Linked DNA regions of Homo sapiens: region 1 is linked to region 2. Evidence: chromatin loops called from intact Hi-C (ENCODE). Cell type or tissue: Calu3. All regions are shown on one strand. Each heading gives the region's core, and the rest is flanking DNA. Links, peaks and the distances in the headings are about the cores only. Region 1 has its middle 9.0 kb from the start of PWP1. Region 2 has its middle 110 kb from the start of ASCL4.

Evidence for each region. Hi-C counts contacts between places; a loop is a spot of excess contacts. Peaks named below come from ENCODE experiments on the same cell type or tissue, not always from the same donor. Only the 100,000 strongest peaks of a DNase experiment are listed, where the experiment ranks them.
Region 1: a loop joins it to region 2, with 11 times the contacts of the local background. A loop is called at or near these places in 87 of 110 quality-filtered maps.

The regions. Positions count from the first base shown.
Region 1 is chr12:107,670,471-107,683,097 of GRCh38, forward strand. No RefSeq gene overlaps it. Among named protein-coding and RNA genes, the nearest start is that of PWP1, 9.0 kb to the right of the region's middle. RefSeq lists a silencer at 12,451-12,627. In Calu3, for the core only: no CTCF peak of the experiment used is centred there; a DNase peak (open chromatin) is centred at 5,971.
Region 2 is chr12:107,878,472-107,891,098 of GRCh38, forward strand. It overlaps the pseudogene LOC390358 and the pseudogene LOC644746. Among named protein-coding and RNA genes, the nearest start is that of ASCL4, 110 kb to the left of the region's middle. In Calu3, for the core only: a CTCF peak has its summit at 6,799 (motif pointing left); a DNase peak (open chromatin) is centred at 6,810.

The sequences.
Region 1 (12,627 bases), core at 1,533-9,532, 210 kb before region 2:
TGCGCCTCACTTACCAAGGACACACCCCCAAAAGGCATCTCCTGGCCTCCGGGTCTCACTCTGTTATCGCAGGGTGTGGTGGAGCAGGTGTGGTTGGGTGGCCACCAAGATGGATTTCAGTCTCTTTCCAGGCCCAGGGAACAAGCCGAATTCGAGAGACTTGGCTTTTAGCCTCCTGTTAGAGCCAAGAAAGACTTCAAAGACTCAACGGCTTCTAAGGCTTTTTACATCAGCAAAGTCCTGCAAAGCCTGCAAACGAAGGCTGCTTTGAGGCCTTTCATTCTAAGGACAGAGAAGGTAAATTCCATGGCCACTTTCTCCAGAGCAGCAACTGGGCTCCTTCTTTTTACTTCCATGGGGAGGACAAGAGATTCATTTGCTTTCTGTTGCTGAGAATGCTATCAAAACAAATTTTACTTTTAGCTGCAACCTTTCAAAAGCGTCTTAAGCATAAAGCACGAAAAAATCCCCAAGCTTATGTAGGCATTCTAGTTTTTTCGTGGTTGGTGTTTTTTTTTAACTGTGCCAGTTTCAGCTGAAACATGGTTCTATTGTTTCCATTTCCCACTGTACATACAGCACTGAATTCTTGGGGAGCAAAAGTACGAGGGCAGATTGAGAAACCCCAGTTCATGAGAAGTTTGTTGTTGTGGTGGTTGTTGTTTTAGCAAAGAGAGGAAATCGGTAAATAGCTCTGATGTTGAGACAGCAGGAGGTCAGGACATTGAGCAACGTGCAGGTGGGGTTGTGGACTCAGGGCTGAGCGGCAGGGGGCGCTCCTCCCAGTGCAAGCCTTCAGAAACACCAGCCTTGAGTTGGACGGTTCTGGCTCATTGTGTGGAGTCCTAAGTGGTCACACTCCACACTCCTAAGTGGTCTGGTCACACAGTTGTTTTAAAGAAGGGTAATGGCTCATTAGGTAGATTTGGGTAGGATGCAGCTTGAAGTGGGGCGTAAAATCCTTTCATTGTCCAATGGGGAGGTCACAGTGCAGCAGCTACTCCTTGTACTTGGAATGAGGGAAACAGCGTAATCTAGACTTGAACACGGGCTCAGGAACCAGGAGCGCCAGCCACAGATCTCACTCACTCTCACTGTTGTTTGCAACTTTGGGCAAGTCAAGTAACTTCTCTGCTGGATCACTGCTTCTCCAACTGTGTGAGCATTTGTAGCTTTTTCCCAAATAAGTACTCTACTTCCTGGCTTTCCAAAGTGGAGCCGGACAGTCGCTTCTGCATCATTGGGAGTTTGTTGGCAATGCAGAATGTCAGCCTCGATTCCAGACCTACTACATGGAATCTGCATTTTAACCAGAGGCCCAGTGCTGAGCACACTGAGGTCTGAGAAGGACTGCTCTGTTCTCCCAGGTCACTGCAATGGTATCAGGTTCTTCTGTTCCTCTCTCTCAGAGGATACTTGAAATGATGCCTGAAAAAAAAGACAATCTAGGCCAGGCATGGTGCCTCATGCTTGTAATCCTAGCCCTTTGGGAGGCCAAGGCGGGAGCATCACTTCAACCCAGGAGTTTGGGACAAGCCTGGATAACATAGTAAGACCCCATCTCTACAAAAGAATAAAAAATTAGCTGGGTGTGGTGGTGCACACCTGTAGTCCCAGCTACTTGGGAAGCTGAAGTGGGAGAAGTGGGGAGGATTGCTTGAGCCTGAGAGGTCGAGGCTGCAGTGAGCCATGATCGTACCACTGCACTCCAGCCTGGATGACACAGCGAGACTCTCAAAAAAAAAAAAAAAAAAAAGATCATCTATATATATGGTCAGGACTCAGGTAAGATCCTTAAGATGTCTTTGTATTCATCTGTAATAAGTCATTTTAAGAACTCCATGTTCTCTGAGGCATTTTCTGAAAGTCATTTGTGCACCCATCTATTGCCAATGATTTCTCCTCTCACTAGAGGTGTGAGATGTTTTTCAAACCCGCTATGAATTTCTGTTAAATTACCTTACCCATTAGATGTTTTTTCACCCTGCTGTCTCTCACCAGGGGAACGCTGTGAAAAAGCTTTAGAACACTGTGCAAGCAATCATCCTTTCCAGCCACCTGTTTCTGCTGACAACTTTATGAATAGCTTCTTTACCAATCATTAGACAAAAACCATTCCATTCTGGAGAATGATGACACAGAAGGTTAAGGGCTTTTTCTAAAAGCACATACACATGTGTGAGGTTTGCCAAAACCAGCTTGTGCCCAAAGTAGGACAGATGGGCCACTAAGGGGAAAGAGCAGAGAAAGGGATTCAAGAGAAGGAAGTTTTTGTAAGGCTTGTGCTATAGACTGAGTGACTGTATTCCCCCAAAATTCATAATCATCAATGTGATGGTATTAAGAGACAGGGTGTTTGGGAGATGCGTAGTCATGACAGGGTAGCCCACATGAATGAGATTAGTGCCCCTATAAAAGAGACACCAGAGAGCTCCCTCACCCCTTCTGCCATGTAAGGACACAGTGAGAAGACAGCAGTCTATGAACCAGGAAGCAGGCTCTCACCAGATACTTCATCTGCTGGTGCCTTGATGTTGGACTTCCCAGCTCCAGAACCATGACAAATAAATTGTTGTTTAAGCCACCCAGTCTATGGCATTTTTGTGAGAGCAGCCCAGATGCATTAAGACAGCTTAAAGGGGGCCTTCTGAATGGTACATCTAGGGGGCAAAAGTCACAATTTGAAATGTCTTCCTTAGAAATGTCCTCTGAGAATATAAAAGTAATAATAAGAAATCGATTTTTACAGAATGCCCCAAACTCCTAAGATTTCAGCCTTTAGGTTATGTCCCTGTCATCATATTAATGAAACATGACTTTTTCAGTAGTACAAAGAAGTGTTTCTTTTCACCCAAAGGAGACCGTGGTCCTGTCTACAACATGGCATGAAGGAGGACTGATCAATTATCCAGATAATACAAGGCCAACCTCTCCCCGCCAACACCACTACCACTATACACAACATCATCACGGCCTTCGCTAAAGTATCAGACCAGGGGAGACTAATCACATTACTTGGACAAAGTTTAGCAAACTACCTGCCTCATGAATCCTTCTATTTATTCTGTGGCAGTGGTTCTCTACTGGGGAAGATTTGGCAATGTCTAGAGACGTGTTTGGTTGTCACAGCTGGCAATGGGTTGCTACTATTGGGCAGAGGCAAGGGATGCTGCTGGACATCCTACACTGTGTGGGACAGTCTCTACAACCCAGAATTCTCCAGTCCCAATGTCAGTAGTGCTGAGGTTAAGAAGCTCTGTTCTGGGAGATGGGGTTGAGCCTCCATTCACTGCAAAGCAAAGGAACATTCACAGCAATATTGAAGGAATAGGGGCCAGCACTTCCTCCATGGTTTCTCCAACCACAGGAAAAGCAACATGAACAGCTTCTGGGATGAGCTAGATTGAGCCAAGTCCAATCCCATTCGGCTGTGTCATCACGGGGCAACTTATGATACCAGAGCTCAGGTATTGACAGTTCGGCCCTTCAGAGGGATTTCTGGGGTTTTTAGCTTCTTCCAATCCTGGTACTTTGGCCTAGATTAGGGCTTCTGGGAGGTCAAGAGAAATCCAGGTCACATCCATTTTGGAGGCTCCAATTATAAGGGCAAAAAGAGGTCGGGTGTGGTGGTTCACACCTGTAACCCCAGCACTCTGGGAGGCCGAGGCAGGAGGATTACTTGAGGTCAGGAGCTTGACACCGGCCTGGCCAACATGGTGAAATCCGAATCTACTAAAAAAAAAGTACAAAAGTACAAAAAGAGGCCAAAATAAGATTATAAAAATTTCTATTTATTTTAAATATTTGCACATAAGATATATAAATATTTGCATATAAGAAATTATCCCTTTTACCCCCCCCCCCAGCAATGGAATGCAATGTACTTGTACCATTCACAATATAATTGCAATATTTATACAATTTATGTATTAATTCACAGTGCCCTAGAGACAGGATTGCCTTACAGTAGGGTACAACCTGAAGGAAGCTTTCTTTTCCTTGGTCCTGTCAGTGTGTCTCTGTAACTATAAATATACTTACTTAGAAATAATATTAAAGATCAAAATTTACAGCTTTTTGAGGCTATATCATAAGGAGCAACAAAAGTTCAGAGGCAGGAAATAATAGTTAAAGCATACAAGTACTTACATGTTTATATACATATACGTATAACTATGTATAGTTAAAACATAAAAACTGGATATGTTGGGTAGCATTCTAAGTGATGTGTGCGTGTGTTCAAACTTTTATTATTATTATTATTATTATTTTGAGATGGAGTCTCGCTCTGTCACCCAGTCTGGAGTGCAGTGGTGCAATCTCAGCTCACTGCAACCTCAGCCTCCTGGGTTCAAGCGATTCTCCTGCTTCAGCCTCCTGAGTAGCTGGAATTACAGATGCCTGCCATCCCGCCCGGCTAATTTTTATATTTTTAGTAGAGACGGGGTTTCACCATGTTGGCCAGGCTGGTCTCATACTCCCAACCTCAGGCGATCCACCTGCCTCGGCCTCCCAGAGTGCTGGGATTACAGGTGTGTGCCATGTGTAAACTTTTATAGCAACATTTTGTTGTCATCTTCCTATTTTACAGATGGGGAAACCAAAACGGAGAGTGATTGAGTGACTTGCGCAAGGTCACACACCTCAGGAGTAGGTATGTAAGTAGAATAAGGATTCAAACTGAGAAAGTTCTGCTCCAGAGGCCACCACCCTTACCATTTTCATATGTAGCCTCTCATAAGGAGAGGGGCAGACTCAAGTAGATGTGCAGAATCATAGAAAGGCTTCAGAAAGTCTATAAAGAGTGGTTCAGGCATTGGAGTCAAGCAGATCCAAGTTCAATTCCAGGCTTTGACCCTTATTAGCTGTGAAGCCTTGGGCTCCCTACTTTAACCTAAAGCCTAATGGTCCCCACCAGTCAAGCGAGGCTATGTTGGAATCTGAGAACTAGCCCTGAGGACACAAGGAAAGGGCTCAGTCATCACAGCTGTGTCTGATCTCAGCCTCCGCCTTCTTAGATAATAAAAGTGAGGCTCAGAGACAGAAAGTGGGCTGCCCAGGGCCACACAGCAAACTATTGACAGTCCTCAGCACACCTGGTCCAATGTCCTGTGCATAGCATTGGCAGCTCTAAGCCAACTCATCTAGTCGACTCTGCCCCCTACAGCTTCTTGCCCATTTCAGGGCTCCAGATAGGCTTCTGCCCACCTGCAGGGCCACGCTGCCATACTTGGTGGTCTGTGGCAAAGTGGGTAAAGCAGGAACAACTGGAGAAGACACAGAACAAAACATGTGGGAAAAAAATGTTCAAGGTCCAGGCATAGGCTAGGTGTGGTGGCTCATGCCTGTAATCCCAGCACTTTGGAAGGCAGAGGCAGGAGATTCTTGAGCTCAGGAGTTCAAGATTAGCCTGGGCAACATGTTGGAAACCCGTCTCTACAAAATATACAAAAATTAGTCAGGTATGTTGGTGTGCACCTGTAGGCTCAGCTACTCGGGAGGCTGAGGTGGGAGGAGCTCTTGAGCCCAGGAGGAAAGGGTTGCAGTGAGTGCGGATCACACGACTGCACTCCAGCCTGGACGACAGAGCCAGACCCTGTTTTAAAAAAAAAAAAAAAAAAAAAAAAAGGGTCAGGTGCGGTGGCTCAAGCCTGTCATCCCAGCACTTTGGGAGGCCAAGGCAGGCAGATCACCTGAAGTCAGGAGTTCAAGACCAGCCTCACCAACATGGAGAAACCCCGTCTCTACTAAAAATACAAAATTAGCCGGGTGTGGTGGCGCATGCCTGTAATCCTAGCTACTCGGGAGGCTGAGGCAGGAGAATCGCTTGAACCCGGGAGGCAGAGGTTGCAGTGAGCTGAGATCCTGCCATTGCACTCCAGCCTGGGCAACAAGAGCTAAACTACTCTCAAAAAAAAAAAAAAAAAAAAAATTCCAGGCATAATCCTGGAGTGTCCACTAGGTGGAGCCACACTTCTGCATTCTTGGGTTCCCAAGAATTTAATTTTTTTTTCTATTGAAGAGCATGAATCTGGCTCATACGTGAGGGATTGAGAAGTTTCACTCAACCATTCATTCATTCAATATTTACTCAGCACCCACTCTGTATACCAGGCATGGGAATTCAACACTAAACGCAGTACTTAGGAGCTGTAATTATCATCCGGCAACAAATTCTTTGCTTCTGTGATGAATCTCACAGCCATGCAACAAGTACACCATCCCATCCTTAACAAGGTCTGAGAAGTCATCTTCCATTTATTCTTCCAGTATTTATTTGGCGTGTACTCTCTCCCAGGCCCTGGGCATGCTAAGATGGAAAAGACCATCTAGTGGAGAAGACAAACATATGACCGGTGTCCACTCAGCCTGACCCTACATGGTGACTGACGCCTGCCAAAGCCTGGCTCGAGGGGCGCAGTAACCATGCTCAGATCCTCCTTTCTCCTCTGGCATCACAAATGGGGAGATCAAAACCTTTGCCCAGCCCATCCTTCCTCTGCTTCTCATGAACAGTCTGGTCCATTTCCCTGTCCTCTCAGAATCATGCTGCTGATAAAGACATACCCGAGACTGGGCAATTTATAAAGAAAAATAGGTTTAGTGGACTCACAGTTCCACGTGGCTGGGGAGGCCTCACAATCACGGCGGAAGGTGAAAGGCACGTCTAACAGAGCAGCAGGCAAGAGCAAAAATGAGAATGAAGAGAAAGGGGTTTCTCCTTATAAAATCATCAAATCTCATGAGACTTATTCACTATGATGAGAACAGTATGGGGGAAACCACCCCCATTATTCAATTATCTCAATTATCTCCCGCCAGGTTCCTCCCACAGCACATGGGAATCATGGGAGCTACAATTCAAGGTGAGATTTGGGTGGGGACACAGCCACATCATATCAGGTGGGGTTTCCGATGGCAAGGATGTGATTAATTTCATTATATCCAGGGCTTTGGTGGAGCCTTTCACTTTTCCCTGGGCACGCATTTCTGTCTTTCCTTCCAAAAGAGGTGGCGTGGGTGTGGAAGGAACCACACAGGACTGAAGACGGAAAACACAGGCTCTGTCCCCCATCTTGACGCTTAGATGATGTGTGGTCTTAGATCAGTCACCTCCTTCTTCTCGTTAGTCTCCTCAGCTGTGGTAGATTAAATGTGGCCACAAATTCTTGACAGATCTTCCCATCAGGAGATGGCATCTTTCTCCACTTCCCTTGATTCCGCCAGGCAACACTCTTGTCCAAGTCACCGGCATCTGCCCCTTCATTACTGCAATAACCTCCTCATAGTTCTCCCCACATTCGCTCTGCCCACCCCACCATCCCCACCCCCACATTCCACACACGGGAGTTGGAATGACCTGAAATCTAAGTCAGATGATGTCATTCATCATCCTACGCCCCTACCCACCGCCCTGTGCCTCCCTAACCAACCACCCACAGCAAGACTGCATCTTCTGGCTCCCTGTCACCCCTCTTCCCTGTCTCCTCATTCATACTGCTATAGCCTCACCTCTGGGATTGTGACCCTGGAACCACATAGCTGGTCATCTGGAGACAGACTGGAGCAGAAAACCAAGGTAGAACTTGAGTTGGAAAGCTTATAGGGTTGAAGTTTCACTTTAACGCTGAGGTGTTACACAGAAGCTAGAGGGGGCAGAAAACTACCCAAGTCTGTGGAAAGGAGTTTTTCTGACAGGTGGTGATAGTGGTGGCATCAAGGAGGAGGGGACTGAGGGAATGCAGTTGCTGGTAAAGGGTAGATGGTCAGAATCCTCAGCTGTCACCCAGCAACTTGACGGTGAATAGGATGAAGCAGTCACCAATCAGGCTGTCACAACCACATTTGCTTGCATGTCTTATTTAATTTTCCCTTGACCATAAACCTCTGATCCTATATTAGAATACAGAGCCCTCAGAGGGAAGGGCTGTGTCATGTTCATTTTTGTAGCTCCCTGTCTCCCAAACTGTCCTGCATAAAGATGGCAAAGAAAACAATTGTTGCATGTCATGGGTGACAGTTCTTGCCTCCTCACAGCAGCACCCCAAGTTTCCTCCAGAGAATTCTTGCTGCCAACTCTGTGTTCCCTGTACAGCTAATTCTCTCTCTGGCTCCAGGGCTGGGCATGAGGCTCAGGCTTTGCTGAGCAGAGCATCACCTTCTCCTGACCACAGTGACTGGTGATCATTCCAGAACTGAAGAGGCAAATGAGAGAGAAGTAGAGAGAAATGCAAGTGCTTTTTCTGCCGAGGTTGCAAGTAGTAAAGATGCATCAAGCCTGAAGCTCCTGATGGCTTAATGTTAAGTGAACAGATTGTAAGACAGAAACTAAATATAGAAGAGAGGTCCAATCCTGATGACAGTGGTTTCAGCCCCTAGATCCAGCTATGTCTGAAGCTATTTATGTCAGTAGGTTCTTGAGCTACTAAGCATATACATTCTCTTTCTTGCCCAAGGCAAATGGAGTCGGTTAGCTGTCAATTGCATTCAATAGAGTCCTGACAGACCAACGAATGAATGAATGAATTGATGAACAACTCTACCAGAAAACTTGTGTCACATGACAGACAGGATCCTATCTCAGGAGTCGGGTTAGTATATTGCCATTGCTAACTCTATGACGCTGGGCAAGTTTCCTGATTTTTTTTTTTTTTTTTTTGAGACAGAGTCTTGCTCTGTCACCCAGGCTGGAGTGCAGTGGCACAATCGATCTCTGCTCACTGCAACCTCCGCCTTCCAGGTTCAAGTGATTCTCCTGCCTCAGCTTCCCAAGTAGCTGGGACTACAAGTGCATACCACCACACACAGTTAATTTTTGTATTTTTAGTAGAGACAAGGTTTCACTGGCCAGCCTGGTCTCAAACTCTTGACCTCAGGTGATCTACCCACCTCGGCCTCCCAAAGTGCCAGGATTACAGGCTTGAGCCACCACGCCTAGCCTTCCTAATGTATTTGAACTTCAGTTTAGAACTCTAATATTATTCATTTATTCAACGAATATTTAGTGACATTTGCTGTGCCAGGCACTCTGCCAGGTGTTGGCAATACTGTGGTAACAAGACTCTCACGGCTCTCGTCCTTGTGAAAATGCCAATTCAGTTCTAGAAAAATCAAGTTTCATTTTTGTACACCTGATTTTGTCACTGTCAAATCTATTCATGGTATAAGTCTCTAGCACTTGGTAAGTGGTAGCTATCATTCCTTCCACTCCTTATCAGCTAATATTGTAGGGTCAGCTAGAGGAGGAGCAAGAAACAGAGCCTCGTGCAATGGGGGAGGAGGGTACCATAGGCTTCATTTCCTTCCCAGCACTCAAGCCCATTTAGAAAAAAATGTTTATGAGCCTCAGTACAGATGACACTGAGCTATAGGGTATAACAAGAGCCTGGCATGGCCCAGGATTCGATCCTCTGGGACCCTTAACTAAGAATAGCCAACGTGCCACCAACGACATTTATTCTGGCCTCTGGCAAAGAGACTTTTCTGACTTAAATATGTTCATCAGTTCCTAAGAATCAGGCTTAGAAACAGAGCTACTTAAGCTCAATCTCTTTCAATTCTCATTATAAGGAATTAATCATACCTGCTGCCATGGGATTTTCATTTTTAAAGGGAATTCACAGCTTGGGCTGAAGTGGCAGAATGTCGGAAATAAGTCCTGTAAAAGAGGCTGAGTTTAGCAAGCCCAAAATAACTGGAGTCCTAGCTTACCTTCTGTTATTTAACTTATTCACTCATTTAACAACTATGATTTATCAAGAGCCCACCCTGCACCAGGCACCATGCTGGTTGTGACAGCAAACCTGACAGGGACTGGGCCATCATGGAGCAGAAGCTGGCTCATGAGAAGGCAACCCACGGGGGCAAAAGACCTAGAGTCAAATACTCAAACCTAAGCCCATTCCCGTATACAAGGTGAGCCCACGTGAGCCTAGCCAGGGGTTAATACATCAGCCTCTGCTAAGAAATCAGTTCATGCGCTCTATTCTAAATACAGCACATTTCTCACCTGCTTTATTATTGCTGCATTAAAAGATGACCTCAAAACTCAGCAATTTAGTACTTACTACCACTAAACTATACTCTTAAAAATGGTTAAGTTCGAGGCTGCAATGAGTTATGATCATGCCACTGCACTCCAACTTGGATGACAGAAATGTAACCAGGCACCCCCATTTTTTAAGAGAATGAGTTATTTTTTAAATTTCATTATTCTTTTCTCTTTTCTCCTTTTCCCCTGTTCCCCACTTCCTACTTAGCTCTTTAGAAATGCCATTATAACGTTTTACCTTCCCTTCACCAGATACTCTCTACAGGGCAAGCTTATCTAACTATGTGCTTAAAAGCTCCAGAGTGGAAATTTCTCCCACCAGGAGCCTGCCTCAAGAGACAACAGTCAATTTACAACCATGGGGTGTCTCCTACAAAACACTCTCTCACCTGGAGAGTATCTGGAGACAAGCGCCATTTTTACAACTTAATTCTGCCCATGAAGCACCAGCTCAACCATCTGGTAGTTAAGGCACTGAAGCAAGTCACATAGGCCCCTACTTGCCTGGCCCCTACTTGCCTGCCCCCTCCCATGCATGCCATTCATGCCACATCCCCCTTTAAAAGCCCCAGCTTTCTGCCCCAGAAGTGAAGTGGTACCTTAAGGCAGGAAGCCTATACTTCTTCCCTTAAGCTAGCTAGCTTTGGAATAAAAAGTCCTTTTTTTTTTTCTTTTTTTTCTGAGACAGAGTCTTGCTTCTTCACCCAGGCTGGAGAGCAATGGTGCGATCTTGGCTCACTGCAACCTCCGCCTCCCAGGTTCAAGCAATTCTCCTGCCTCAGCCTCCCAAGTAGGTGGGATTACAGGCATGTGCCAGCACGCCTGGCTAGTTTTTGTGTATTTAGTAGAGACAGGGTTTCACCGTGTTGACCAGGCTGCTCTCAAACTCCTGACTTCAGGTGATCCACCGGCCTTGGCCTCCCAAAGTGCTGGGATTACAGGCGTGAGCCACTGCACCCGGCCAAAGTTTACTTTTTTTATACCAGACCTCATTCTTGTTATTGGACTCTGCAAGAAGGGAGCACCAAACCTGCAACTCAGGGTTTTCTTTTTTTTACTTTTTATTTTTCTTTTTTGAGACAGGATCTCACTCTGTCACCCAGGCTGGAGTGCAGTGATGCAATCATGGCTTACTGCAGCCTCAACCTCCTGGTCTCAAACAATCCTCCCACCTCAGCCTCCCAAGTAGCTGGTGTTATGGGATCTTTGAGGTGTCGATTTTCTGGCCAGAAACCTCTGTGGCAGGTGGCACCTTTGCCCGAGTTCTTGTCCTGAGTCCAGGACGAATGGGGAACACAGACAAGTGAAGGGTGAACAAGCTGAAGATAAACTTTATTAAGTGTTAGAACAGCTCAGAGAAGACCCACAGTGGGTAGCTCCTCTCTGTAGGTAGGTCGGCCAATCGAGTGTTCAGCTGTCAGCAGACAGGAGGCCCTAGAGAGGGTGGCTCCTCTCTGCTGGCAAGTCGTAGTATCATCTCCAGCTATCAGCAGAGGAGAGCTGCTCTCTGCAGCTGATCCTCCCATAGTCTCAACATCCTCTGCGTCCTCTGCCCTGCTCTGGCCATCCTCTCTCGTGCTCTGGCTGAGACCGGGCTTTTATGGACCTCAGAGGGGAGGAAGTACATGCCGATTGGTCCATGGGTGGCCATTGGCAGCCCAGAAGAGGTACCACGAGTCCCTACTCCCAACCTCGGAACTGGGAGCTGGCCCCCAGCTTTCAGGCCCTCCCTGGTCTGAAGGTCAGGCCTTACTGGGGAACCGCAGCCCAGGAATCTATTTGCCTCCTGATGCCATTCATGGCCCTGGCGCTCATCCCCAAGCCCGCTCCAAGATCTGAGCAGGTTCCAAGAGAGGAGAGAAGTCAGGCAGCAGAAGCAGACAGCCCTGAGTGACAGAGTTGTGGGGGCCCTTCCCGGGCCCCTGAGGGCACAGGCTATATAGATGGCCCAGTCCTGCACCTGAGAGGGCAGCCACAGCTGCACCCTGGGAGTTCCCACCCCGCCAACTTGGGAGGGGCAGGGATCCCACTTGTCCCCAGCTCCTGCCTGCTCTGCGGAGCAGGAGGCCCAGGTCTGCAGCCACTGGTCGGGCGGCTGCAGCTGCACCTGGGAGGGCAGATCCTGCCTGCTCCCGCCACTCCCACCAAGAGCACAGGGAGCCCCAGATCCACAGCTGCAGTTTGGGTGGCTGCTGCCTGCTCTGTAAAGCAGGAGGCCTGGGTCTGCAGCTGCAGTTTGGGTGACTGCAGCAGTACCCCGGGAGCTCCTGCCCCAACTCAGAAGGGGCAGGGCTCCCACTGGCTCCATGGAGCATGCAGCCCCAGCTGTGCCTCCTTGCTGTAGCTGGCATGATGGCAGCAGCTGCTGCCATCACTGGGACCACAGGTGCATACCACCATGCCCAGCTAATTTTTTTATTTGTAGAGACAAGATTTTGCTGTTTTCCAGGTCGGCCTCAAACTCCTGGGCTCAAGTGATCCTCCTGCCTTGGCCTCCCAAAGTGCTGGCCTCTCAAAGGAGGGCAAAGTGGATTTAGGCCGAGCCACGGAGCCCACCCTAAATCTGTCTCTTTTTA
Region 2 (12,627 bases), core at 3,149-11,148:
ACCATGACCATCTCAATGCTGGGTGCACCACCGGGCATCTTCTGCAACACGACATTCTCATTCCCCTGCTGGGACTACTGCAGATAAATACATTATGCTGCAGGTTATAGAATATTGTTTTCTTGACATCTAGTGGGAATCTTGAGCATTTGCTCATTAACGTGGTCATCAGGACTCCCAAATTCCCTACAAGGTAAATGTACAGGATCAATAAATAGCCTAAGTCGTTTCATGCCTCCTGTGATAGCCACCGGCCCTTCTTTCTGCTCAGAAATGGGCCTGGCTGGCTGACAAAATCCTACGTAAACTCAAAGCCCAACTAAGTGGCTGCTTCCTATATAAGCTTTTTTATAGCTCAAGATAAATTGTTTCCACCATTTTTTGTTCTGTCATGAGAAATTACACACCGATCTCACAGAATCCTACTCGCAAGTTTTAGTTTGAATTGTGTCTTTTTCAGTTTTTTTTTCCCCCTTAGAGAATATAGGAGGGCTGGACCCTGTCTTTATATTTGGGTGAGGAATGACCTAGAATCCAGCAAAACATAAACTACAAAATGATCACTTTATAAACAAAATCCAACTTGATCCAATCATTGGACATCAATCCTACATCTTATTTCCCGAGACTTCATTTCCTTTGTCTAGACACTGAATCACTGAGGCTCATCTCATCCTATTATAAATCATATTTGAGTAGTTCCAAAATTAGGTATTTTCAAAAATATATACAAAGAATGAAAGAATATTCATTTAATATGTGATACACTTTTAGTGGGGGAAATAGTAAGATTATATTTATTGAAGTTATTTAAAACTTGAGTCTGGGCACAGTGGCTCATGCTTGTAATCCCAGCACTTTGGGAGGCCGAGGCTGGTGGATCATATGAGGCCAGGTGTTCAAGACCAGCCTGAGCAACATGGTAAAACCCCGATCTACCAAAAATGCAAAAATTAGCCAAGCGTGGTAGTGCACGCCTGTAATCCCAGCTTCTTGGGAGGCTGAGGCATGAGAATTGCTTGAACTGAGAGGCAGAGGTTACCGTGAGCTGAGATGGTGCCACTGCACTCCAGTCCCTGGGCGATAGAGCGACACTTTGTTTAAAAAAAAAATAGTTATCTAAAAGTTGAAAATGAAGCTGTTCTTCTATAAATTAAGTAGACATTAATCACTTAAATTAACCTAGCCTCTTCCATGATATCTGTAGATTCATTATTCCTTTTGCTCAAGATCTGAGTCTCTCTGAGTCATCTGATGCCATGAGGAATCATATTTAAAGAGGACCAGAACTAGGCCTCTCTTTAAAAAAGTATATAGAAAGAGAAAAGTTATTTAATCTGTGATAAAATGTGAGATGGGAAAAATAGCAAGATGATATTAGAATCATTTGAATTTTGAAACGAAACTACAAATATCTCAGTAGGGGATTTTTATACACAGAAGGGGATTAAAAAGAAAAGACTCAAGGCTGGTTCAAGGGAAAGAAAAGTACGATTTACTTCACTGTTAATGATTTCTACTTGAAAACATAAGCAGCAGAGAAAACATTCCCCGTTCTTCAACTCTGGCTTGTATCCTAACACTATGAAGTGCCTAATACCCAGAGTTTAATGGTCATTTTTCACAATTTAAATTATTCCTACTATTTATCAAAAATTTTTAGGATAAAAGATGAACAATTTACTTCCAAAGATGGAAGTAAATAAAAACTCTCTAAAATTTTCTCATTGAGATGCATGCACCTATTACCTTTGAGTCTGATGTATATAAATTTATAGAACTTTGTAAAATTGCAAATGCAATCACACTGATAATCTATTTTAGGATTCTAAGCAAAGCTTGATGTGTATAGTATATATCAGCAAAACCATTGCTACTAAAAAATGCTGGAATAATCCCTAAAATAGGCTTATAATATTAGTAGGTTAGGTCTAATCTAATCTAAAGTGATGGCAATTTAATCTTATCTTCTTTTTCAAGGTAAATATTATCAGGATGAAGGGTTTTACTAAGAATATTGTGGACTGCAGATTTATCACCAATAAAAACCTCATTCCCGATATAATTAAATAAACGCCTGATTAGGTTAGAGGGGGTGGCAGGGTGTGATCATGGAGGATTAGAGGGAGTGGAAGGGTGTGATCATGGAGGGTTGGGCAATCTTGCCAATAAAAGGCTCTCCTATGCCCTTTCCCCACCATACCTGAGCTCTTGGTGGAAGAGGATGGCGTACAAAGATTTCAGCGGAAGAGGTGAGTCCACATCTGTGTGCTTTGCTTTTCCTTCTCAGATGTCTAGAATTGGGGTTATAACATAGGGGGATGAATGAAAGAAATTAGTAATTAATGCTTTCAACAAAGGCTGTCTGAGTGCTGCCTCGGAGTTGAAATCAGTCACCCTGGATCCCCTCACTGTAGGAGTGGTGGCAGTCAGTTTGGTATTCAGTCCCAAGGCTGCAGGAAGGATGTAGTTCTTATTCTCATTAATGAATCTCTTGCTTGGGCTCCCCTCAGAGGAGAGGAAATGACCCCAGCTCGTTGCTCCTCACATGGGTGCCGCTGTGTCATGGGCTCAGGCTCATCTGCTGGCACAGCTGCTGGGTCACCAGGAGAATCGACTCTTCCTCCAACTCAGCTCAAAGCACAGGGACCATTTGGGACTTGTCTTCCCCAATAGAACTTCAAATCTCTGAAGACATGGGCATGTGCTGGAGTGTTTGTACTCACGGTCTTGTTCTAAGGACTATAAAGCTGGAGCAGAGTAACTCTATGCATGGAAAGGTTGTCACTTGTCACACACTAAGAGGCTGTCATTTCATGAAAATTCACTTCCCTGTGTATTTTTTTTTGCCTGGCAGTGACCACAGATGAACTCTTAAAAGAAGCAACCAGATGTCCCATCTGCACAGTTTACTTAGAAAAGCCAATGTCCTTGGAGTGTGAATGTGTCTTCTGCCTCAGCTGCACCAATTCACTGCAGAAGGAGCCCCAAGGGGAAGGTGTCTTGTGTCCCTTCTGCCTGGAGGCTTCTCAGAAAAACAACATCAGGCTCAATCGGCAGCTGGGGAGGCTGGTTTCGCACATTAAGGAACTGGAGCCCAAGCTGAAAAAGATTCTGAAGATGAACCCAAGGATGCGGAAGTTCCAAGGTAAGGAATCTGTATACCCTGCCCCTTCCCACTACCAAAAGAGGAAAAAGTATTCGTGCAATTGGCTCTCCGTACCATAGGGTAATTAGCTGATGTCTGGCACCTGAAACTGAAATGTTCCTCTGGCATCAGTGATTCTCAGCCCTGACAACATGTAGAAACACCTGGTTTTATTTTTTGATCTCCAGCAAAATATACCCGTGTCTATGTCGTGGCTTAGACAAGGGATTCTCAAAACTTAAAAGAAATGTGTACACATTTATGAGATACATGTGCAATTTGGTTACATGCATTGATTACACAGTGGTCAAGTGAGGGCTTTTAAGGTATCCATCATTCAAATAATGTACATTGGACTTGAAGGATAACAGGTTCTATAGATTTTTTTTTCCAGAATGGTCTAGACAATAAATTTTCCTAGGCCAGATCCCACCCCTTCCTTTCTTCCTCTTCCACTAAAGTTGGTGACTTCGCTTTTCAACCGCATACACAATGTTGTAAAATGCTCATTCTAATAATTTTTAAATACCTTTTATCTCATCTCTTAAATTTAAGCCCATTAATATTGTCTTGCTTAAGGCCTCAACTTCCCCATAGGATGAAGAGCATCCTTCCGTCTAGGTCCTTATCTTCCTCTTGGCCTTAGATTCTCTTAAGTCCAGGCATGGGACCTCTGTCATCACATTATCAGCTGCAGAGATATCCCGTCTCCTGTCAAAACTGAACAAAATTAATTGGTTACAAATACGGAGAACAAAAGCCTGGATTCATGCCCTAGACACTATTTAAATTGGACCAATAAAATGTGAAAAAAGAAACATATCATTTAATATTGCTAACTTGCATTGTCTTAACTATCAGTCATTTTTCACTCATCAGTATTGTAGAAAGAGGGTCATGGTGTCTGTCTTGAGACCCTCCCCTTTAAGCAGAAGAAATACATGACATAAACAAACACATGACATAATGTAAAATAAAAACTTCTACTATGAATAAGAGCCACATATTACAACAAGTATATCTGAGAATTTCAACTATTCAGAGAAGTTGCCTCGAGAAAAGCTCTGACTTCAGGAAAAAAAGCAGATTGACAGAAACCAAAGTCAATGAGATATTTGGGACTTTGCAGTAGAGGAGTGAAATGGGCTTGGCTTCTGTGCATTTGCTGAGCTACTTGTTTTTGTTTTCGCAGTGGAGGTGACCTTGGATGTTGACATGGCTCACAACCTCCTCCTCATTTCTGAAGACCTCAGGAGCGTCCGATGTGGGAGGATCCATCAGAATCGGCCAAACAGTGCTGAGAGATTCAACTTCGCAGGTGCTGTCCTGGGCTCCCCTGGTTTCACCTCTGGCCGCCACTACTGGGAGGTGGACCTAGGAACAAGCAAATAATGGAATCTGGGAGTCTGCAGAGAATCTGCCAACCGCAAAGGGAACATCCAAATGACCACAGAGGATGGATTCTGGATTGTGAGTTTGATGGCTGGGGGCTTCCACTTTGCTAACACAAGCCCTCCAACACCCCTCTGGGTGAACCCCAATTTAGAGCGAGTGGGGATATTTTTGGATAGAGGCATGGGAGACATCTCCTTTTACCACCTTGGAGATGGATCCCACATCTATACATTCACGAAAGTTTTTCCTGAAGAGCCACTGCGCCCATATTTTGCTCCTTCCACTCTCCCAGAGCAGGGTATCCTGAGTGTCTGTCCTGTGATAAATCCAGGCACTGCCCATCCTCTAGTCCATCCTGGGGAGGGCAAATAAACCCCCACTGCATAGAAACAGGATCGGGAAATTAAATTACTTGGTGGGTAGACCTAGGAAGTTTCTGTTGGGTATACATATTTTACAAAATCATAGCAGAAAAATATAGACCATTCCATGATGTAGTTAACTTCATAGATTCATTAGAATAGAAGCTGAGTTTTAAATATTGATTATTGTCACCATCAAACGTGTTGAGTTTTGTGTTTATATTTTGTTTCCTAATGATATGTTTTGTATTCTTAATTTCCAAATGCTTTACCTTTTATTTCTGTAAGTTCGGCTTTATGTATTATGGAGTTTATAAGTTAAATAAATATTTGGCTGTAACCAAATGGATTATGTGAGTTTCTAAATAATAGGGGTGCAACACTTTTTATTCATAGTGCAATGTGTGGGTGGGGGGGTGGGCAGGGGTTTGTGTGTGTATTTGAACAAAACAAATGTGGATAAATACCTGTGTCTTATCCAGCACTGAACAACTTTCCACCACCACAGCTCCGTGTAGCTAACATTGTCTTGGACATGAGATTGTCTACATTAACAATGGTAATTCCCCCACTGTAGAATGTACTGCTTTGTCTCGAGTGCACTCCTGGTAATACCTGACTCTGATCAGCCGATCCTTCCTCCTTCCGTTATCCCTGTGGGGTCCTCAGTGCTGTGCTCCTCTGGCTGGCACAGCTCTGGTCACTCTGGAGATGCATGCTGGGGGCCAGGCAGTCATGCTCTTATCACAAGTCAGTTCCCTGCAGGAGGGATCTACTGAAACTAGTGCTGGCTTTTCAAGTGTTCTTTGCATTTTAAACCATTGGCAACCTTTACATACTTTTTTTTTAAGAGCCTCACTCTGTCACCCAGGCTGGAGTGCAGTGGTGTGATGTCAGCTAACTGCAGCCTTGACCTCCCCAGGTGCAGGTGATCCTTCCACCTCCGCCTCCCTCTAGCCCCAGCTGGGACTACAGGTGTGCACCATCATGCCCAGCTAATTTCTCCTTTTTTTTTTTTTAAATAGAAATGGGGTTTCACCATGTTCCCCACGCTGGTCTCAAACTCCTGGGTTCAAGCAATCTGCCCACCTTGACCTCCCCAAATGTTGGGATTACAGGTGTGAGCCACTGCTCCTGGCCTTATATCCCATTTTTAAGAATCATTGAAGATGGTCAAGGGTCTGAGGTGTCAGCATTGTGAGCTGACTTAGAAAAGGCCCTGCCTCCCAGCCACGTGAATGTGCTGGGGATATATGCAATATTCTATGACTGAAAAGTACACTTTCAGCAGAATCAGGAAGATCCCAGTATATGTATACCTGTCCTGACTGGCATAGGTAAGTTTCCCAGACTCTGACTCCAGAATTCATGAAGTTTCAGAAAAACTAGTGGAGGGAAAGGTAGGAGCAGGAGGAAAAGGAAGAAGCCAAGCAAAAGTGAAATTTTTGGTAAAACCCAAGTTTTAAAAATAAAATTTATTATTAATTAATTAATTAATTTTTTTTAGAGACAGGGTCTCACTATGTTGCCCAGGCTGGTCTGGAACTCCCAGTGTCAAGCTATTCTCCCACCTCAGCCTCCCTAGTAGTTGAGGTTATAGGTGCCAGCCACCACATCCTGCCTCAAATATTCTTTAATTTCTCTTGCGACTTCTTTGACCCATGTGTTACTAAATCTCTAAACATTTTCAGAGAAGAGTGTTGTTTAATATTTTTGAAATTTTCTGTCTTTCTGCTAGAGATGGCTATTCTGATCTATTGTGATCTGAAATCATCCTTTGTATGATTTATATTCTTTTCAATATGTGAAGGTGTGTTTTATGGCCCAGAATATGGTCTATATTGAATATTCCTTGAGGGCAGACCGGGCACCGGACCTCAATCTCGGGCGCCATCTTCTGGTTGTTAGAACAAACTGCCCGAGAAAGGCTCCCTCAAATCCCCTCATTGCTGGGTTCCCCACATGGCAAACTGGATGAACACCAAGGAGCTCCTTTTGCTCCATGCAGTTCAACAGAAAAGCCCTGTGGGTGGGCATTTGTCAACTTCTCCTCTGGACAAAGATGCCCCGGTCAGAAACACTCCCTGAGACCCTCCCAGCATCCAGATAGCAGCCCAGGCTGTGACATCTCACCCTCAGGCCAGATCCAAGCAGTGAAATATATAATCTAATTTCTTCCCCAGCCCAGCCCCTTGAGTCCCAGTTTTTCATTCTCCCATTCTCAACTCTCCCACCACTGAATGATCTAAAACCACAGGGAAACCTTTTATTGAATTATATTTTAATAAAGAGAGCCATCTCATTTCATGTAGTTTGTGATATAAGGAAAATAGTAAGATTATAAAAATATCTTTTACTTTTGACATGGTTACTAACAAAGGGAAAGGAAAAAAAAACGCCAGAAACTTGAAAAGCCTGATTATCTGGGGCTATTATTCCTGTTTGTTTTAAAATCAAACTTCTAAACACAGATCTTAATCCCAGCACTTTGGGAGGCTGAGGCGGGCGGATCATGAGGTCAGGAGTTCGAGACCAGCCTGGCCAACATGGTGAAACCCCGTCTTTACTAAAAATACAAAAATTGGCCGGGCATGGTGGTGGGTGTCTGTAGTCCCAGCTACTCAGGAGGCTGAGGCAGGGGAATTGCTTGAACCAAGGAAGCGGATGTTGCAGTGAGCCGAGATCACGCCATTGCTCTCCAGCCTGGGCGACAGAGTGAGACTCCATCTCAAAAAATAAATAAATAAATAAATAAATAAATAAGAAGCATAAAGAAAAAGCCCATTTGAAGAAACCATGGTCTAGTGAGGGTGACTTTAGGAAAGACTTAAGATTAGGTTGAATTAATTTCCTTGGTCTAAAATAAATATGAAGGCTGGGCATAGTAGCTCATGCCTGTAATCCCAGTACTTTGGGAGGCCAAGGCAAGAGGATCACTTGAGGTCAGGATTTGGAGACCAGCTTGGGCAGCATAGTGAGATTTCTGTCTCTAATTAACAAAATAAATAAATTAAATAAATATGAGGTGGTTTTACTTTGTGAGTAAAAAGTACTTGAAACTAGCTCCATTCATTGCATAAGGGCTAATAGTGATGCCTCATATTTGGCTTTGAAAGTTTTCTGGCCAAATTCCAAATTTTGTCATATGCAAACATGATATTCAAAAGCTAATCCAGAAAAAAGGGTATGTCTATATTAATCAAAATACAACCACTTGCAGGATAAATTGCTGTCCTTTGCACGTGGTGCTTCTCTATATCTTCAGTAAAAAACTCATTGATTCCAGATTTAAATCAATAACTGATTGAGTTAAAGAGAAGGGGCAGGATGTGGATAAAGTGGGAGGGAGGACTTTCTATAAAAAAGCCCCTTATAGGTGGGTCCCACTCCACATCTCAGCTCATTTCAGAAGCAGCTGGAGCAAGAGAAGCATCTTGTGGAAGTGAGTCCAGTGTTATTCCTTTCTCACTTCTCAGCTTTCTACAAAAGACAAATATAAGAGAGCAACATCCAGGGAATGAAGTAATTAATGCTGCAAGTATGATCTGAGGCCAACTCAATGCCAGGCACAGTGGGAGCACTTAGGGACACGGGATCCTCTGCCCAGAAGCTGAAGGCAGGACTAGATTCTCAATACACAGGCTGGGAGTCTGACAGATTCTTTCAATCAAATCATAGCTTGGGCTACTCTAGGAGATGATAACTTGAGTTTCCCCCATTGACTTAACCCTTCAGCTGCTGCTATGGGTCTGTGCCCAGCCAGGTGGGACCAGATGAAGAGTTGGAGGGGCTCTGGGTCTAGGCTAGGGATGTCTCAGACAAAATAATGTAATTCATATATGTAGCTATGTATTTCCTGATAGCCAAGTTAAAAAATGTAACAAGAAACAAGATAAATTAATTTTAATATCCAAAGGATTATAATTTTTAACATGTAAATCAATTTTCACCTTATTAATGAAACATTTTTCTGATAATGTCTTCAAAATCCTGGGCAGATTTCACACTCAAAGCATGTCTCACTGTAGATAAGCCTCATTGCAGGTGACAAGAGCCACATGTGGTTGGCAGCTCCTATATTAGACAGTCCAGTTCCATTCCCTTTCACAATCTCAACTCTAAGCCAAGTGACAGATCACACCCTTTATTTCAACTAGAATTTCAAATTCAGAAGACCAGGGCCATTCGCATATGTTTATATATATATATGAAAGAGAGATTCCTTAGCCTTTGCCTTGTGCTAGGGATGGTACATGATATCTCTATGCATGTGAAGATGAAATAGCCCCTGTTCTTTCATCTCCTGGATCTCCATTACTATTATGTATGTTTCACCCTAGCAGCAGCAGCAAAGGCTGCACACTTTCAAGAAGCAAGCAGATGTCCTATCCATCTTGTAATGTGGCTACATCTGCTGCCCCCACTGCTTCAACTTACTGAAGACAGAACCCCAAAAGGAGAGTTTATTGTGCACTTTCTGCTCAATAGTTTCTCAAAAGAATGAGATTAAGACAAATTGCCACCTGGGGAAGCTGATTTCCAAGATCAAAGAACTGGAGCCCAGCTGAAAGCTATTCTATGCCTGAACTCAAGGATGCCGAAGTTCCAAGGTTAGGTATCTGGAGCCCTCCCCATGAAGGCCCCAGAAAAGCCAACGGTGAAAAATGCTCTCCATTAAATATAGGAGTCAGCTGAATTTTGGCACCTAATTTTTTTTTTTTTTTTTTGAGACAGAGTATCGCTCTGTCTCCCAGGCTGGAGTGAAGTGGCCTGATCTCGATCTCGGCTCACTACAACCTCCACCTCCCAGGTTCAAGTGATTCTCTTGCCTCAGCCTCCCGAGTAGCTGGGACTACAGGTGTCTGCCACCACTCCCGGCTAATTTTTGTATTTTTAGTAGAGACAGGGTTTCACCATATTGGCCAGGCTGGTCTCAAACTCCTGACCTTGTGATCCGCCTGCCTTGGCCTCCCAAAGCGCTGGGATTACAGGCGTGAACCACCGTGCCCCGCCAAATGTTGGCACCTAATGTTCTTATGCTCTTTAAGCAACACTAGTTCTCTCTCCTGAGTATGGGTTAGAACCACCTGGATTTTTTGAAGGATGCGTAATGTTTAGGTCATGCCCTATACCTGTGCTGTCCAACATGATAGCCACTGTAACCATTAAGAACTTGAAATGTGGTTACAGCCACATATGGAAAGAGAATATGTTTGATCAAGTTAAATAAAAATATTATTAAAATTAATTCACCTGTTTCTTTTTATGTTTGATAATGTGGCTACTAGAAACTTTAATATTACACATGTGGCTGGCATTATGTTTCTATTGGGAACACTATGCTGTATCATGGCTTTTCAAACTTTTATGCATTAGATTACCTGGGGGACTTGTTAAAATGCAGATTCTGATCCTGCAGCTCTAGGCTGGTCTGCAAATCTAGATTTCTCTCCCAGGTGCCCAGATGATGCTGTTGCAGCTGGTTCCCACACACACCGAATAGCAAGGGCCTGGTATCAGCTGCATCTGAGCTTCTCTCTGGCTGTGAGGCTCATGACTGCAATATTTAGAAGCAGTCTGGTGATTTGTAACAACCCACAATGAGTCTTGGCAACCATTATGATCAATGAATTTATTCCAGGGCTAATGCCTCTCAGCAAACAGTGATAAAAGTGCATGTGGTTATTGATCCTGTACATATAGATTTGGTTGTGAATTCTGGCCCAGAGCACTACATCATGTGCTAACCACATGTAGCAGGCACTAAAGGAAATAATGCTCGATTCAATATCGCAACTTAACTCGGAGTAATTTTTGTAACCCAATTTGGTGGAATGTGTATATTTAAAGTGAATTATCATAACTCAGCTGCCTGTGTAATGTGCTAAAGTCAGCATGCCAGCCTATACCTACCAGATTCCTGAACGCAGACTCATTCGAATGTGCTAAGTCTTCCTGCATCTCTCTCTGTTCCTAGTGTCTATTACAATGTGTCATAGAATTAATGGTGGCTGCATTGGGTTTGAATGCAATACGTGTACTGCCCACTTGCTGAGAGGCTGATTTTTTTCTTTCACAGTAGATATGACCTTGGATGTTGACACAGCTGATGAGCTCCTTGTCATTTCTGATGACCTGCAGAGTGTCCAATGTGGGCATATGGAACAGAAGCTGAAAGAACATGCTGAGATTTACCTTCAGAGTTTGGGCTCCCCTCAGTTCACTTCCAGTTGCTATTATTAGGAGGAAGATTTGGGAACAAGCACAGAATCAGACCTAGGAGCTTGCAAAGAATCTGTTCACCAGCGAGGAGAGATCAAACTGTCTACAGAACTTGAATTCTGGACACTGAGTTTGAGAAAGGGAAGGTGCTTCTCAGCCAGCACTGTGCTTCTGAATGCACTGTGGGTGAATCCCTGGTTACATAAAGCAGGGATTTTGCTGGATACTGGCATTACAAACATTACTTGTTGTTACCTTAGTGATGGATCCCATATCTTTTGTTTTTTGTTTTTTGTTTTTTTTTGAGACGGAGTCTCACTCTGTTGCCAGGCTGGAGTGCAGTGGTATGATCTTGGCTCACTGCAACCTCCGCCTCCTGGGTTCAAGCGATTCTCCTGCCTCAGCCTCCTGAGTAGCTGGGACTACAGGTGTGCACCACCACACCTGGCTACTTTTTGTATTTTTAGTAGAGATGGGGTTTCACCATGTTGGCCAGGAGGGTCTTGATGTCTTGACCTCGTGATCCGCCCTCCTCAGCCTCCCAAAGTACTGGGATTACAGGTGTGAGCCACCATGTCCAGCCTAATTTTTCTTATAAATTCTTTTTTGGCCCATTAGTCACTTTAGAATGTGTTAATTTCCACATATTTGTGAATTTTCCATTTTTCCTTCTGCTGTTGATTTCTAGTTTTATTCCATTGGATGTACAATACAGGGCCCATTTTTGCCTAATTTATATAACACCCTGTTTATATCTAGTCTCACATATTTTCTCTGTATCCACAGAAAAGTCAAGAATTTGTTATTCTTGCCTCTGGTTTGGCCTTCCCTAGAGCATTCAAAGCTTCTTTTTCTCTGTCTGGAAAGGAAAAGCTGGACAGGCCCATGGCTTAATTCTCATTCATCCATAAAGTTATTTAGACCAAGAGTTTTCCCAGTGAGCTCTGTTTTGGCCCCGCGAGTGAACCATATGTTGACAGTTGCACATGGAACAGAGGCAACAGGAAAAAAAGCCCCGTTGTGGGCTCAGTAATTATTGGCTATAAACAAATAACATGGTTTTACAGAAGAAATAAGACCTAGTATTAGATAGATCAATAGAGTGACTATAGTTTGCGATAGTCTATTATACATTTAAAAATAGCTGGAAGAGAGAATTCAAATGGTTCTAGTATAAAGAAAAGACAAATATTTAAGGTGATGGATATCCCAAGTATACTGATCGATGTTTACAAATTATATGAATGTGTGAAATTATCACATGTACTCTGAAACTATGTACATTATGCATCAATAAAAACAAAATAAAATGAAACTCTGTATGTCATTCATTAATTGAGTTCACCTTTACTAGGAGATTCTGCATATTAAAAGAACACAGAGAATATTGATTCAAGTCAGGTCCACAGGACACTGAGGGCTGTCTGCTGCTCTCCACTGAGGCTGTTGTTTTCAGCAGAGAGTGTCTATAAATGTCCTATAGGAGCAAATTAGCCCAGG